2 separate regions of the Homo sapiens genome follow, and region 1 is linked to region 2. Evidence: chromatin loops called from intact Hi-C (ENCODE). Cell type or tissue: CD4-positive, alpha-beta T cell. All regions are shown on one strand. Each heading gives the region's core, and the rest is flanking DNA. Links, peaks and the distances in the headings are about the cores only.

Region 1 (8,185 bases), core at 1-5,000, 590 kb before region 2:
TAAAAAATTTTAAAATAAATAAATGGTATCTCTAATTTTTTCCTACTTAATGTTCAAGAGACTACAACTATAGTTTACTTCTGCCTCATAGTTATAAAATTTTTCCTTTTACTTCCCGAGATTCAGGATAAACTAGCGTCTTTCCATCTTTCTTCTTCTTTTCCTCAAAGCCTGTCAAAGGGATTGCCCTCATTATATTTTGGTGGAAATTTTTGTTAGTGCCTTGCTTATACTTATTTACCCCTTGGTATTGGACTGTACCCAGTCCAATTCAATCTCCTGAAATCAATATATAATATCTCAAAACCATGGAATCCTTATCTGCACCACTTATTTGACAATCAGTCAAGTGCTGCCTTGCAATCGCTCTCGTACTTTTGTCTTAAACTATTATTATGACTAAGCACTTCACAGCTTTATAGCATGTCTCCCAACAATACTGTAAGTCCCTCTAGGATTTCATCATTTTGGGGTCCCTTTATAGCTTTCCCACAGGAAAGCAAATAACTAAGAAGGTAAAAAAAATCATTAAAAATTGAATGCATAAATGTGTGTTAGGCATTCAATACAGATTGGATCTGTTTAATTTTTGGCCAGTGTTGAAAGAGTCCATAGCATTTTGCCTGAATTTAAGAATGACCAAGGCAAATAAATAAAATTTTAAACAAAATTATTTAAGGCAGGGGCAAGACTTATCTGGAGTGTCAATAAATTTAAGGCAGGGAGCAAGACTTATCTGGAGTAAATTAAGATCACCAAATAGAATAAAGGCACATACAGATAATTTGGCTGTATCTGTTGGTACCCATGAAAAGAAGAGCACTTATATAACTGGGAGGAAATGATTTCTATCAAGACACTGCCCTGAAAGTGTCTCAAAAACCCAAAGATTCTACGAGCACTGCTAAGAGGAGCACCTAAGATTCTGAGGCCTTTGTCTTAATTTTACCTTGATCTCTATAGAGCAATGAAATGAGCTCTGGATCAGAGATCAAGAGACCTTGATTTTCTTTTCAAGACCAGTTATAACTTACATGTTTTTCTTGGCCAAGACACTAACGTCTCTGAACCTTAGTTTTTCTCATATAATTGAGATTCTACTTCTTAATTCACCTACCTCATATGCATGTTGTAATCAAATTGAGTTGTATATGATGACACTTCAGAAGAGTTTAAAGAAAAACACACTTGTGAAATATTAACATTATTATCTCAGGCTGTTTGGCTAATTTTCTTGAGAATTGGCTTTTCACCTCACTGGCCATCCTCAATGTGATGATAGGGCAGTGATTGGTTGAGCATTTAATAAAACTTTGATGTTATTTACCCTTGTAAAATCATGTCATTTCTTGCTGAAAAAGGCAGTGTAGAGAAAAATAGAATTCTACCCAGTCAATGTTTTTTTTCTCTCCAGACCTTTTCCAAGGATAATCAAGTGTTAACTTCTTATTTTTATATCCAAAAAAATTATTAAGTATCCACCATGTGCCAATATTGTACTAGGTATTGAGATAAGATGAATAAATGTATTATGTGTTAGGAAAGACCCATAAACATGTCAACCTAATTCCTTAAAATGCAAATCACGGTCAAAACAGCAAGGCAGCTGCAAGATGCAAGGAAGAGAGAACAGAACATAGTTTTGAAGTCAGGCCTGATATTTACAGTCCCAATACTATGTGATAAGAACCATTCTTCAGATATGCATATGCAGTGTCAGCGGCATAAAGGAGGATGGAGAGCTGAGGCTGTCTTCCCAGGCCTATCTCAGACATCCATGTCAACCAGGCACACATCTAGGACATTTAGTATTGAACACCACCACCTCCTCCCCCATAAAAGTGGGGTGGAGGGCTATATCCCATCACTCCCCCAACCACAACAACATCTCAGGAAAACCGGCACTTCAAGGGCAGGGACCAACGCGATGGGCTTTGTTTCAGCACCAAGGACAGAGACACGCAGCAGCAGCTTCTCTAGTTTTAGAAGTTGACCACGGCTTGGGGACGGAATTTAAGATTGCATCAGTAAGTTTAACCTAAAGTTTATTTTACTGGTGTTTGTTTAGTCATATACCTTAAGCAGTGTGTCTCACGCTGACATTCTGCGGTCCTACTGACCTGGATCTTGAGATGCAGGAACTATGTGCTTAGTGGCCATTGCCCATGTTAGGACTGACATTCTTGTTCATCTACAGCCCAGTTGCCTGGCTGTATGCCTACTGTTTAAAACCCATCTGTCTGCATCAAAAATTGCCTCTCCATGTCATGGTTTATTACTTTCTCTTCCACTTACAAATCACATTTACAGGGGTTAATCCAGATGAATCTTATCAATACCGTAGAACTCAATTCATCCCTGAGGCCAGGGGATAGATTCGATACCTGGATTATGGTTTACACTGGCCTGACTAGGCAAGGATTAATTAAATCAACAGAGAAAGGTGAGAGAGGGCACAGGGTTGGTGAGCACTCTTCCGTGAGAGGTTTTGTTATAGACTGTGAATTCCTTGAGGACAGGGACTAAATATTTTTACTACTCTGTTTCAAGTATCTGGCACATTGTATCATCATTTAAGTGCCTGTTAAATAAACGAATAGTTATAACATGTACCTTGGAACCTCCATATAATTTTTTTTTTTTTTTTGAGATGGAGTCTTGCTCTGTCGCCCAGGCTGGAGTGCAGTGGCATGATCTCGGCTCACTGCAACTTCTGCCTCCCAGGTTCAAGCGATTCTCCTGCCTCAGCCTCCAGAGTAGCTGGAAATACAGGTATGCACCACCACTCCCGCCTATTTTTTTTTTTTTTTTTTGTATTTTTAGCAGAGATGGGGTTTCACCTTGTTGGCCAGGCTGATATCGACCCCATATAATTTTGATTTGATTAGAATCTGATGTGGCCCTACCTTCAAGGAACTCACAATCTAATAAGATAAACAGAGTCATAATTACATAAGTATAAAACAAGATGGTTGTAAAATACAGAGCTATGCACAGACTGTATGGAGTATAGTATACACCCAGAATGGGGGTACCAGACAAAGGAGAATTTAAATTAAGTGGGAAAAACACTGACTTTGAAATCAGGCAAATTCCTACCTATGTGGCTTAGAAAAAGTAAATTAATTTCTGGTTTCCATTATATTTAAGATGGTCATTTACCATCATCTTGATGGTCAAACCATTTCCTAATCCCTGTGTTCCCAAAGGAATCAGATCACTTCATTCTCTTCAAACCAATAAAACTGACAAGTGTTTTCTGGTTCCCAGCTTATATCTGCCCTGGGTCACTGGGATTTAACCAGATGAAGAAGAGTCTCTAACTCAGCTTCTTCATCATGCCCCATGACTGCTGTTCTGATTATTGACTCTGCTTCCTGGTATGGTCCAGGAGTCAGGAAACTTGCATTCTGCTTCTGGTTCTACCAATGCTTGCTGTGAACCCTTGGACAATGCAGTCTCCACTCCACTTTCCTGCGTATTCTCCATTACTCCTTAGGTGCTCTGGGAACCATACAAACCAGACCAGCTATTCTTTGTTCATGCCCCATGCTTTCTCACCTTCGTGTCCTACTCATGTGGTTCTTCCCAACTGTGGAAGACTTCCCCATCCCAAGCCCCACATGTGGGAATCCAAACCATTCTTCAAAACTCATTGAAAACAGCCTTAAATTTTCCTCACTCACCTCCCTTGGCCCTTACTCTTTGCTCCTCTCTGCTCCATAACATAGTGATTCTCAATCCTGGCTGCCCATCAGAATTTCATGAGGAAATTATAAAAACACCAGTGCCTGGATCTCATCTCATACTAGTTAAATCTGCACCTCTGGTAGTGGGATCAGTATTTCGCTGAAGCATCCCAAGGTGATTCTAACGGGCAGCCAGGGCTGAAGACTTTGCTGCACTTCTTACTATAGCTGCATTTCTCCTATAGTGTTTGACAGCAAATCATACGCTCCTTCATGACAGAGACCTCTCACTCATTTCCTGATTCTACAACAGTGCCTTGCCCAGAGTGAGTGCTTAATAAGTAATTGTTGAATTGAATTATACTGGGGTGAGTTGATCACCATTGGAATAAAAACATTTCAGCACGGGGCCCAAATCAGCAACTAATCAGCAAGACAGATATGGACAACCCACTTCTTTTGTCCTCATGGCAAGGAGGAGAACACTTGGCTTTCTTTCCCCACAACCACTTTTCTCTCTTCCTCTCTGCTCACTTATACCCCTTGCTTCTCTCCAAAAGGAGGGAAAGCTATTATCCTAATCCATCAAGTAGAATGCTTTTTCCCATGGGCAGAGACACTGTGTGTTTAAAGGCCAAACCCCATGTTCTGCTCCCCTTTTGCTTGCCTTTCCTTCATGCACCTAGGAGACATGTTGCAGCCAGATCTGGCACCTTAGGCAGGTCAGATGTCCTCTCTCTTTCTTTCTCTCTCTCTCTCTCTCTCTCTCCACCTTCTGACATTTCTTTCTTTAAAGAGCTGGCCAGAGGGTAGAGCTATCCTAAGGTTTAGATTCACAGTTTAAGAAGATATTGGAGGCTCATTTGAGGCAAAAGTCACATTCTCGATTTCAGATTTACAAGAAAGACCCATACTGACTCTAACCATCTTGTGACACTTTGAGTCCTATATGGCTACTATTTCTTGGGTATTTCTCCCTGCATACTGTCAGAGGGAAAGATGATTGGAAAAACTCACAATGCTCAGCACAAGAATGCTTACATATTACTATGATGTGTTAATTTCCTAGGGCTACCATAAGAAAGTACCACAAACTGGGTGCCTTAGAACAACATAAATCTATTGTCTCATAGTTCTGGAGGCTAGAAGTCTGAAATCAATGTGTTGACAGAGCCATGCTCTCTTTGAAGGTGCTAGGGAAGGATCTGTATCAGGCTTCTCTCTTAGCTTCTGGTAGCCTCAGGCATTCCTTGGCTTGTAAATGCATCATTCTGGTTCTCCTCCATCTGCACATGGTGTGCTCCCTTTGTCTTCACATCCCCTTCCTTCTGTGCATGTCTCTCTCTGTCCAAATCTCTCATTTTCATAAAATACCACTCATGGTGGACTAGGATCCACTATCATAACCTCATTTTAACTTGATTGCCTCTGTTGAGATCCTGTTAACAAATAAGATCACAATCTGAGGAAGGTACTGGCATATTTTTTGTGGAGGAACACAATTCAACCCATAACAAAGGCCAGTTACCCACTTCCTTATATTAGTACAGAAATGACCAAAATACCTTTAGTAATTGGCTGAAGAATGATTTCAAAGCTCTTTCCTTCTATGCATTTGTGTCATTGTTAGTAAACATGCATTTGCTTCTTTCTCTTGTATCCATCCACAGTGTTCCTGAATATCAAAATCTCAGGGTTCCTCAGAGACCATCTGTCCCAACCACCTATCCCTGGCTGGTTTATCTCCCTCATGACATCCAAGGCCTGTAGCCAGGCTCTGCATACACTCCCATACCAGGAAACTTGATGAGGCCTATTCTTTCTATAATCAGATCTGCCCACGAAAAAGTTATCCAAATACTGAATCAAATTCTCCCAAATTTTCCCCCAAAGACTCAGGTGGAACTAGTCTTGGGTTACACAGAAGGCCTTCAGGTATTTCAAGGGCAGGAGGGTGGCCACATGTCCTATATGTTCTCTACCTAGTTTCCTCTGCTCAGCCTAGCACATGAGACCTGAAACATGACCTGTGCATCGTGGAGTGGAACTGAAACCACATTTACAAAATTATAACTGAGGAAATTATGACAGTGAAAGAAATCAGACCTAACAAGCTCTATCTTCTAACTGTTAAGCTGTCCTTGCTCATTCCTGGGTGTAGACGGAACTAACTTTGGGGATGGATTCAGTTCACAGCTTGACTTAGAAACAACATTGATAACAGCCCTTTCCTGAAAAGGCCATCTTCTTGCCTCAGGACCAGTCTGCCTTTGCAGGACTAACAAATTAGCTACAAGATTAGAAATTACAGTTTACGGGTTGTGCAGCCCCTGGCTGCAAGACTCTGAACCTCCCCAAGTTGCTTTTGGGAATAACATCACTATTGTAAAACCTAAGATCAGTGCTTGAGATATTTTGCAGACCCTACATTCATGGATCAGCTGACACCACCCAGAACGGTAATCTGGCTCAACCAGTTCTGCCAACCCACTCAGGAACAGAAGACACCAAGAAAAACTCACTTCAACCCCCTATGATTCCATCTCCAACCTGACCAATCAGCATTCCCCACTTCCCAAGCCTCTGCCCGCCAAATTATCTTTAAAAACTCTGATCCCCGAAAGCTCAGGGAGACTGATTTGAGTAATAATAAAATTCACATCTCCCACACAGCCGGTTCTGCATGAATTACTCTTTCTTCATTGCAATTCCCCTGTCTTGATAAATTGGTTCTGTCTAGGTAGCTGGCAAGGTGAACCCATTGGGCAGTTACAGAACAGCCACATCATATCAACAAGTTTCTGTGAACATAGTCTGAGATTATATTACTCTCACTTGCCTAGTCTGACTTTTCTTCTGCACAGTTATCTTCTCTTCCTATTTGAGTACACTTGATTAATTATGTATCATGATTAATTCATGTACTCAACATTTACTGATCTCAATAAGAACTTTTTTAGGTGCTTTTATTATCTTAATACTCACAGAAGGTCTGGGAGGTAGACTCATTTTTTGGTCCTACTTTACTGATCGGAAAACTGAGGTATAGGAAGACTGTTCGGTCACAGACCTGTGGGCAGCAGAGCCCAGCTTTGAGTCTATGTCTTTTGATTCCAAGCCAAGTGCACTTTTCATTACATTGTGCCACTACATCAAAATTACTCTTTATAAACCCTCAGTTTGTTATGTCAATGAATTGGGCGCAGTACAAAGCAAGCAGCCAGCCCTATTACACTTTTGGCTATGTCTACAATGCATAAGTGAGAAATACAGTCAACACTTGGACACAGGAAGGGGAACATCACACACTGGGGCCTGTCATGGGGTGGGGGGAGGGGGGAGGGATAGCATTAGGAGATATACCTAATGTAAATGATGATTTAATGGGTGCAGCACACCAACATGGCACATGTATACATATGTAACAAACCTGCACGTTGTGCACATGTACCCTAGAACTTAAAGTATAATAATAAAAAAAAAGGTTAAAAAAAAAAAAAGATTCAGGGCCCAAGTGATCTTTACCTTTCAGCTATATCTTGTCCATTGTTTAGATTCAGTGAATAGTGTTCACATCTGGAAACTTAAGATGCTAGGCCACTTTGCAGTGATATGAGCATTTACAGGTCATCCATTCCTTCTATGTTTGTGTTTCATTTGTATACTTAACTCCATGAGTTGGTAGGATGTGTGAATTTTAAGCCCTTGGGATGCAGATACAAGACATAAATGATATATTACTACCATTAATTGTTTAAAATATGGCGGGCACTATACTCAATCCTTTTCAATTAAAAACTTATTTAATCCAGCCAGGCGTGGTGGCTCACGCCTGTAATCCCAGCACTTTGGGAGGCCGAGGTGGGCGGATCACCTGAGGTCGGGAGTTCGAGACCAGCCTGACCCACATGGAGCAACCTCATCTCTACTAAAAATACAAAATTAGCTGGGGTTTGGTGGCACATGCCTATAATCCCAGCTACTTGGGAAGGCTGAGGCAGGAGAATTGCTTAAATCTGGGAGGCTGAGATTGCGGTGAGCTGAGACTGTGCCGTTGCAATCCAGCCTGGGCAATAAGAGCAAAACTCCGTCTCAAAAAAAAAAAATAAATAAACAAAATAAACAAACAAACAAAAAAAGCTTATTTAATCCTTACAACAACCCTATGAAATGGTACTGTTATCATTCTTATTGAAACTATGAGGAAACTGGGACTTAATGGGGCTAAACAAATGTCATGTCCTAAACTGATTAAATTATGGCACAGCAGTATCCCATATGCTAGTTAAAAAGAAAAAATATCTTCATGTACTGACACTGAAAGATATATAGGATATAGTAATAGGAAAAAGCAAGTTCAGTAATAATAGTAATAGTAACAATAGACAGCATATGACCACTTGAGAAAAATGTTTTTTATTTTACAGTATTCATTTTTTTAAATACTGGATGAATATATATATCAAGCCATCAACAGTGGCTATCCTGGGATGGGA
Region 2 (8,283 bases), core at 1-5,000:
AATGACAACACAGCACATAGGCCATAATTCTTGAGTCCCATCTCTGTGGCAACCACCATGCTGAGCACCAAACAGATATTAGCTCCTTTAATCCCGCCAGTAATTATATCAGGTAGATACCACTGTTACTCCCATTTTACAAATGAAGACATGGAAGCTGAGAGGGATAATTACCTATATTTCATTGAATCTAGGATCCTTTGATGCTGGCACTTTCTTGAACTTACCAGAAAGGGTTCATCAAAGTTTCCCACCCAACTAGGGTGAGCTGCCATAGACCCACAGCCATTTTGAAACAGCTATTGATTGCATGTCATGTCCTGATTTTAAGATGTGGCAATGTGCAAAAATACACATTTTGGAATTGATGAAATAAGGCAAGTCATCCAAAGCCCCTGGATCTGCACTGACAGACTGACCCTGGAGCCTGACTCTCAACCTCAATGCTATCATGGGTTTTAGAGCCAGGAAAACCTAAAGTCCTGCTCTGCCATTTATGAGATGTTGGTCTTTGGGAAAGTACATAACCCCTCTTGGTTTTACCTTCTAGACCTGAAAAGATAGGGATGAAGGATGCTACACCTCGTAGGGTTGTCATGAGTATAAAATGAGGTAACAAAAGAGTTATGCTCAACTCAGGCCAGGCCCTCAGGGGCATGCCATCAACCAGTGCCAGCTACCACCTTCATGTGAGAACATGTGGGAAATGGGCTTAGCCAGGAATCAAGGCATACTCACCCACATCCCACAACGCCCTGGAGCTGGGTGGGACATGCACGTGCAAGCCCAAGGACACAGTGGGCTGACAGGGGATACTGGGGCTCAGTTCTCCGACTTCTACTCCCCTTTTGGCCTGGAAGGAGAATAGAGCCCAGCGACTTCTATGAACTAGAGGTACTGCTGAAATATGGGATTTTAAAATATGGCATTTAAAATATTTTTAAATCTCTTTCCCTCCTTCTTTTCCTTTACTTCTTTCAACAAATATTTGCTGAACATTATGTTCTAGGCCCTGTTCTAGTACAACAGAGAACAGAGCAAATAATGTCCCTGCTCCATTGGATTTATTTCTAGTGCAGAGGGACAAATAGAAATCAGACAAATATATAATTTATAGTGTACATATAAACATACACTATATCTGATAGTATATATATCAAATAAACACATACAATATAGAGTATGAGGGGATGGAGCACAGCAGGGATGCTACAACAGAGATGGGGGTAAGGACGTATGCTCCGATAAGGTGACATAAAGACTTCAACGGAGTGAGAGAGTGGGCCATGTGGATGTCCTGGGAAAGCATTCAGAGCAGAGGGAACAGAAAGTGCAAATGTCCTGAGGCAGGACCTGCATGCCTGGTGAGTACAAGGAACAGACAGACGGCCATGTGCCTAGAGCACCCTGAACAATGGAAGAGTGGGAGGTGCTGGGCTAGGAAGACAGTGAGTGTCCAGAACAGGCAGGACTCAAGGAGCATGGAAAGGAGTTGGGGTTTTCTTTCAAGGCTAATGGGAAGCTGTTGGAGGTTTTCAAGCAGAGGAGTAATGTGACCTGACTATTTTTATTTTTATTTTATTTTATTTTTATTTATTTATTTTTTTGAGATGGAGTCTTGCTTTGTCGCCCAGGCTGGAGTGCAGTGGCGCAATCTCGGCTCACTGCAACCTCCACCTCCCGGGTTCAAGAGATTCTCCTGCCTCAGCCTCCTGAGTAGCTGGGATTACAGGCGCATGCCAGCACACCCGGCTAATTTTTGTATTTTTAGTAGAGACAGGGTTTCACCATGTTGGCAAGGATGGTCTGGATCTCCTGACCTCGTGATTTACCTCCCTCGGCCTCCCAAAATGCTGGGATTACAGGTGTCAGCCACCACACCTGGCCTGACCTGACTGTTTTTATAGGGATCAATGGCTGCTGGTAGGACAAGTGAAGAAACAGGGAGGGTAGGTAAGCGATGATGGTGATATGGATCAGGCTGTTGGATGAGACTTGAGATTTGAAGAGAAAGGGAAATGAGGACGTGAGGTGCTGAAGGGCACACCAGGTCTCAGACAGATAAAGGACCTGTGAGAGTATACCAATTTGGAAAAAGAAAAATTTTACAAACCAGATGTGCAAATAAAAGTCCAGGAATAACTAGTGAAAGCCTCATTCCCTTCTTTCCTCATTCATGGGGGGACCACCATGGGGACAGATGAGTCCTCACAGCATCTGCCAAAATAATCTGACCTGGATTTTCTTAAAACCACTATTTTCTGTTGTCTTAGAAAGAGACAGAGGGAACCAAGGGTGTTCAATTACCTGAGTTACCAAACGGACTGCTGAAGAGCTCTTGAAGGAATAGTGATCAGAAACCCTTAATTACAGTCCCAACATGATGTCTCTTTCCTGAAAATGAGAAGGGTTTGTGTCTCTTTTCTCATCAGCCTCCAGTGCAGCTTTGTAGAGGGCTGGGCAGAAAAGCATCCTATTGGGACAAGCCACAGGTGACCCACTGTGCTTACATGTGTTATTTATCCTCCCAACAACTTACGATAAAATACAATTCTTATCTTCAAGACAAAGAAGCCTCTATCATGTACAAGATTACCCAGCCATAAAATGGAAGAGCGGGGATTCAGACTGTCATCTACCAAACTGTAGCTATATTCTTTTTGACATACTGGTATGTTCCAATCTTTTGCATGTCATGACACAGAAAATAACACTATCATGGCACACTGGGGTACACGGAGGAGGCGCCACCATGCTAGGCCATCCCAGGCTACTCCAAGGGATGAGGGCATCATTATTTCTGGGCCACATGCTACCCATCTGTGGCACTGGTTGGGAAGTTCTGCAGTGCACCATGCAGCCTTGCAAAATGATACATTCAGGAAGTCAACAGTGGACTGAGCTCATCTACCACCATTTCTCCCAGAGAGCAGGATCTTCCTCACTTGACCAAGTTCTCTTCCAAAACTCACAATATAAAGCAATTTGGGGAACTGGTCAAGGAGATTCCTTTCAGCTGTTATGTGGAGTCCCAAATTACTAGCAGGCAGATGGCCCCAGTGGTGTGGCAGGACCATGGACAGCGCCCACCGGGCTATTCTGCGAGCCAGCCCCAGGTTGCGCAGTACAGAACATCTGCTCTCCTTCCTTTAGACCTGGGCAAAGGAAGGGAGACCCATGTCCTCAATGAATACTCACTTGGCAGTACATTCTGGAACCACCCTATCGAGTGACTATTCATTCCTCTTGCAAGGTAGTTTTAGCAAACATTGCTTCTGCTCCATTTAGAGCTGGTGTGGGATTTAAAGCCTCAGGAACCCAGGAGTCTTATAATTAAAGAAAAATGTAACTGGCAGAATTTTGGGGTGTGGACCAGTGAATTCCACTTGCAAGCAAAATAGAAGGTGGTAAATTGGTGGGATGCAGAATCCAGCAGAAATTCTAATTGAACCACTAATTAGAAATGATGGCGTACAGTGACAGGCAACTTGTTATCTTCAAATAAACTGCTAGGTAGGCTCGGGAAGGCAGAGTGGCAGCTCAGTGGGACAACTGCAGCTAATGAGGTGACCCCAGGGCCTGTGAGCTGGGGTACTCACTCCTCTGCTCTATATGTGCCTCACTCCCACTCCACAAGAGGACATAGACTGGACAGGGCTTTGTGCCTCAACTCCCTAGTTAGGGACTCAGGCAGCCTAGAACTCACCTGACCCAGAATTATTCTCTAACAAAACATACCTGGTTCTGAACATGAGAGTAAGTGTATACAGTAATTCATATTGCATCTGAGCTTATGTTCTTACATGTGAATTTTCTGTACATATTGAACGTCTAACTATGTATTTTTTAAAAAAAACTGGATTTGCCCATAAATGAGCAATGTTTTAAGAATCACTCATGGGAGGAGGAGAAGGAAGAGAAAGAGAATTATCAAAGGACTTATCTCCACAAAATGGCTGCCTATGAAGCAAGGGTTTCTGGGAAGTCCTTTTCGTCCACTGCCAGTGAGGAGCATTAATACTTACATTCAGTTATCCACCTTCAGGAACTTCCCCACTGAGATCTCAGGTGGTTTGGAGATGATGGGCAGGCTAGGACAGCATGGGCCTGTTCTGGGGATGGCGATTTTTCAGAGAAAGAGAAGAGACAGAGAAGCTGGAGGAATCAGGTGCCATGTTTCCCAGAACGGCCACGGACACGTGTGGCAGAGTTTTGGAGTGAGGAGAAAGTGGGCTCTCTGTGGGAAAAGACCAGGAAGAAGCAAGTGGAATCTCCCCAAGCAGCCCTGCCAGCAGCTGCTGTAAATAACCTTGAAGTGTTAGTAGTTTTCTCTGGGGTCTGGGGCCTCACCAGAAACTGCTACAAATCCCTGGCATACACTCTTCAGCAGAGAAATCTGACCCACCAAGCTCCCATCAGCAAGTGGCCGTCCTTGATTCTGCATATGCAGAAATTCTCAGGGCAACATCCACCGGCTCTGACTCCTCTCACTGCTCTACACACGAACCCCTAGCTTAGACAGATTTTAAGGGAATGAGGTCAAGGGCAGTAGAGGTCAGGAAGAGAAGGGCAGGGAAAGGACAAGAAAGCACCAAGATGAAGCCTGGGATCTTTTTCTGTATTTCAACCCACCTGGAGCCAAATACCATGTTCCCCAAACCTTGGACGTTTGGTTATGTTTGTTTTCCACCAATTTCCAATTAGTACAGGCCGATTTCCCCTTTTCCCGGGGCACTAACTTAAAAAAACTGGACCCACAGCTCTAGACAATCTTGTTTGGGTAAATGCCTAGGTTGTCAGCATTTATTAAGAATGTATTGCGGAAAAGTATCACATAGAGGTTAGGAACATGAAGTTTGGACTGATAGAGTTCCAATTCTCTAGTTGCCACTCACCTGTGTGACCTTGAACAAATTATTTAACCTCTCTGAACCTTAAATTTTACAATCTGTAAACTGGAGATAGCAATATCTGTCTCCTGGGATTGTGGTGAAGATTAAATGAGATGGTCTGGGAATAAAGCACTTAGCACAGCACAGAAGCCTCAATAAGCAACTGGATATTATCAATTTGTGCCAAGCACAGTGTGAGCCACTGGAATCCAGAACAGCACTCACCCCTCCTAAAAGCATGCAAAGTAGGCATTTCCTTACATATCACTGCCCCACTTGAGTTTGGGATACTGCTCTAGCAATCACATCTACCTATGGCTCTGTGCTTCTGACCTCTGGCAGCCAGCAACATCATTCAGGGGAGGGAAACACAGGGGCTGAGGTGACAGGTTTTTTTTCCCCCATCCTGGTGCTCCAGATGTTTGGCTGTGAGGACTTCTTGTAGCTCAGCCTGGGAGCAAGTGATAACTCAGAGCTAGTTCTAGCAAAAAAGCTTAAATCCATCTTCCCCTTAAACTATTCTGCTGCTTATCTTAGCAGCTTTAAAGGGATTAATGATGAATTGTCCTGCTGCAGCAAACCTGGACAGAAAAGGAGTATAAAGGAAGGGAGGGTACACAGGCAGAAGGAACCTGTTTCTCTGGAATCTTCTCATCTCTGTTTCTGCCATCCTTGGAATTTGCTCCTGGATCCAATGGGGAGGGCATTGGCTACAGAATGAATGGTGAATGCAATGCACACACACACACACACACACACACACACACATTTCCAGTAGCAGATTGGAGTCCCCTGAGCCAGCATGGCTTCTTTCTTGCTGCACTGGGGATCCCCTTATTTCCTTCACTCTTAAGGCACACACATCTTAGCTCAGCACCAAATCTGGACATTTTATAGACGGAGAAAACTAGGGGCCCAGGGTCCTTCAGGAAAACAGGAATCACACACCTCACTTTCCTTTCCAGGAGAGGCCAGTCTCAGCTCTCCTGAACAGTTCTCTTGTAACTTTCAATTCTATTATGGATAGAATGGGTGGGGAGGAGGATGGTAAGACCTGAACAAAGAGAAGTGACCCCTGAAGTCCACCCAGCACGTGCTGCAGCTTGGGACCAGGCTACAGTCAGAAACAACCCCAAGGAGTCAAGGTCTGTGGTGCTGGAGTCACCCCAGAGCTGTTGCAGGTGGCCAAGGGCAGCCAGCAGACCCAGCACAGCTGAACCCCACCCCTACCCCAACACTAATCCTGCTCTTAAGCAGGCTTCCCAATTTAGGGTCTCATGGGGAGACTTGAGGGTTGGAAACAGGTCTATGTGAAGCTGAGTTACAGGTCCTTCTTAATCACATGGGAAGCACCGAACCTTCATGTGTCCCCACAACCCCTTTCATGATGGAGCAGAAGCAATGAGAGAAAGAATTGCCTCTGGTTAAGGCCCATAAGGGAAGGGATGGGGAACTAACATCTAATGAGCACCTGCTGTGTCTAGCACCTGGCTCAAAATAAGCCTGCAGAAATAATATCATAGGCATCCCTGTTTTACAACTGAGGAAACTCTGAGACTCCCGAGGTGAATTGACTTGCCCAAGGTCACCCCACTGGCACATGGCAGAACACTGGGCCCAGTTCTGACCACAATCACAGAGCCTTTCCTTACCCTCCCCTTCACCTCTCCCCATCTCCCTGCCCAGCCCAGCCTGGCCCTGCTCACCTTCCCAAGGAGTCAGAGCTCCAGGACCCTTGCTCAACAGCCAGAGCTCTGCTTAGCTCCTTCAGAGGACTTGCCCACCTCTGCCCAAAACACTTGGGCTCAGGCCATTCCTGCTCACGAGTCCTGCTAAAGAACTCCAATCAACTCACAAACAGCTGACACACGACTCTGTGTGTGACTCAGGCCAAACAAACTCACTCCAATCAGAGCTGGTGGGCACCATTTGCCTCCTGCACTGAGTCACCCTCCAGGCTGAGCTTCAGGGATTCGCTGAAACTCAACCACCTACTTAGCCACAGATGTTCCATTGGAGAAAAATCCGGCAGTGGAGCTAAAGCCTCTGACGGTCCTCGTGGATGAGCCATGGCCAAGGACAATCAGGTGTGACCTCAAAGCTCTTCCTGCCCAGGTGATGGGTCCGCCTCACAGAGCCATGGGATAATGTAAGCACAGAACGAGACACAAGAACTCCCCACTGTTAACCTCAACACACTCTGACCTTGTTCTCCAGACATCAGTGAGCGTGTCCAGCAAGGCCTTAACAGTTAGGCGCTAACTAAAGTTTTGGCCGAATTTTTTTGGAGCCATTACAGGATTGTCTTTGTTCCTGAAGTTCCTGTTAACAAGGACAATGCCCGGAAAAGAATCTTCCTCCTCATTACCACTTCCCTGTCTCCCCAACCCACCCCCATCTGCCTCAAGTTCACAGCTGAATTGCCCAAAGGTAGCTCTGGTTAGAAATCTCGTAATCCAAAAGGCCTGTTAAAGTATTTCTTAAAAAAAAAAAGGAAAGAGGAATGGCATCAAAAAATATTTTCTAAAGCCAACTTGACAGGGCCTAGGTCCTGTAAGGTGAATGGCCTTGGGATTTCTGAATTTGATTTCTGACAGGGCTGTCTGGGCTTTAAAAGGAAACATCACGCTTCTTTCCAAGGCAGCCGCGCCCCTGGGGAGCGGCCCACCCATAGTACTGCGAGCATCCAGCATCGCTTCAGAGCACGGCGCACACAGGCATAAATGCAGCAGAGGCCTCTCGACCCGCCAGGACGGCGCCCCCTCCAGATGGGCACCACACGCACGTCCCCTGTCTCAGCCATTCCGTTCCCCAGATGCGCTTCCCACGAGGGAGGAAGGGCTCTCTGCTAGCTCCGAATCCAGCGAGGACCAGCCCCAGGACTGAGAATTAAATATTCATCTCGGGCGTGACAGTTCTGCTTCGCTTGCCAATGTTACTGTCAAGGTCACAGGCCTGAGGCCGAGCGGCTGGGGCTGGGGTCTCCAGCTGCGTAAGAGGCTCCCAGTGGAACTGCGCCCTGGGCGCGCAGTTTCAAGCCGCGGATGGGCCGGACAGGCCCCCTCCGGTTCTCCGCGGGCGCTTGCCTCCGCAGCTAAGCCCAATTTCCTCCGGAGTTCTTGGGCCCTTCTGAGCACCAGAAGCTGAAGCCCGGTGTCCAACCCGTGCGTACGCCGCTGGGGACCCCGATGCGCGAAGGAGAGCGGGCCCCGGGGCTCCGTCGCCAGGCAACGGCGGCTGGAGCGGCGAGAGGAGCCCGGGACGAGCGCAGGGTCGGGCGGATGCGGGGGCAGCGCCGCCTCACACCTTGGTCCTCAGCCCTCCCTGGCTGGGGCGGGGCCAGAACAGGGAAAGTTGCAGTGGCCGGCCCGGTAAAGCCAGGCGGGGCGCG

What was found. A loop is a pair of places that touch in the nucleus more often than their neighbours do. Peaks named below come from ENCODE experiments on the same cell type or tissue, not always from the same donor. Only the 100,000 strongest peaks of a DNase experiment are listed, where the experiment ranks them.
Region 1: it touches region 2 in a loop (4-fold over the local background); 2 of 110 quality-filtered maps call a loop at or near these places.

What each region holds. Positions count from the first base shown.
Region 1 is chr1:110,740,631-110,748,815 of GRCh38, reverse strand. No RefSeq gene overlaps it. Among named protein-coding and RNA genes, the nearest start is that of KCNA3, 70 kb to the right of the region's middle. In CD4-positive, alpha-beta T cell, for the core only: no CTCF peak of the experiment used is centred there; a DNase peak (open chromatin) is centred at 1,945.
Region 2 is chr1:110,150,897-110,159,179 of GRCh38, reverse strand. The region is part of intron 1 of SLC6A17 (solute carrier family 6 member 17); the gene reads right to left. Among named protein-coding and RNA genes, the nearest start is that of SLC6A17, 4.5 kb to the right of the region's middle. RefSeq lists an enhancer at 6,719-7,013. In CD4-positive, alpha-beta T cell, for the core only: no CTCF peak of the experiment used is centred there; a DNase peak (open chromatin) is centred at 3,099; H3K27me3 peaks cover 2,260 bases.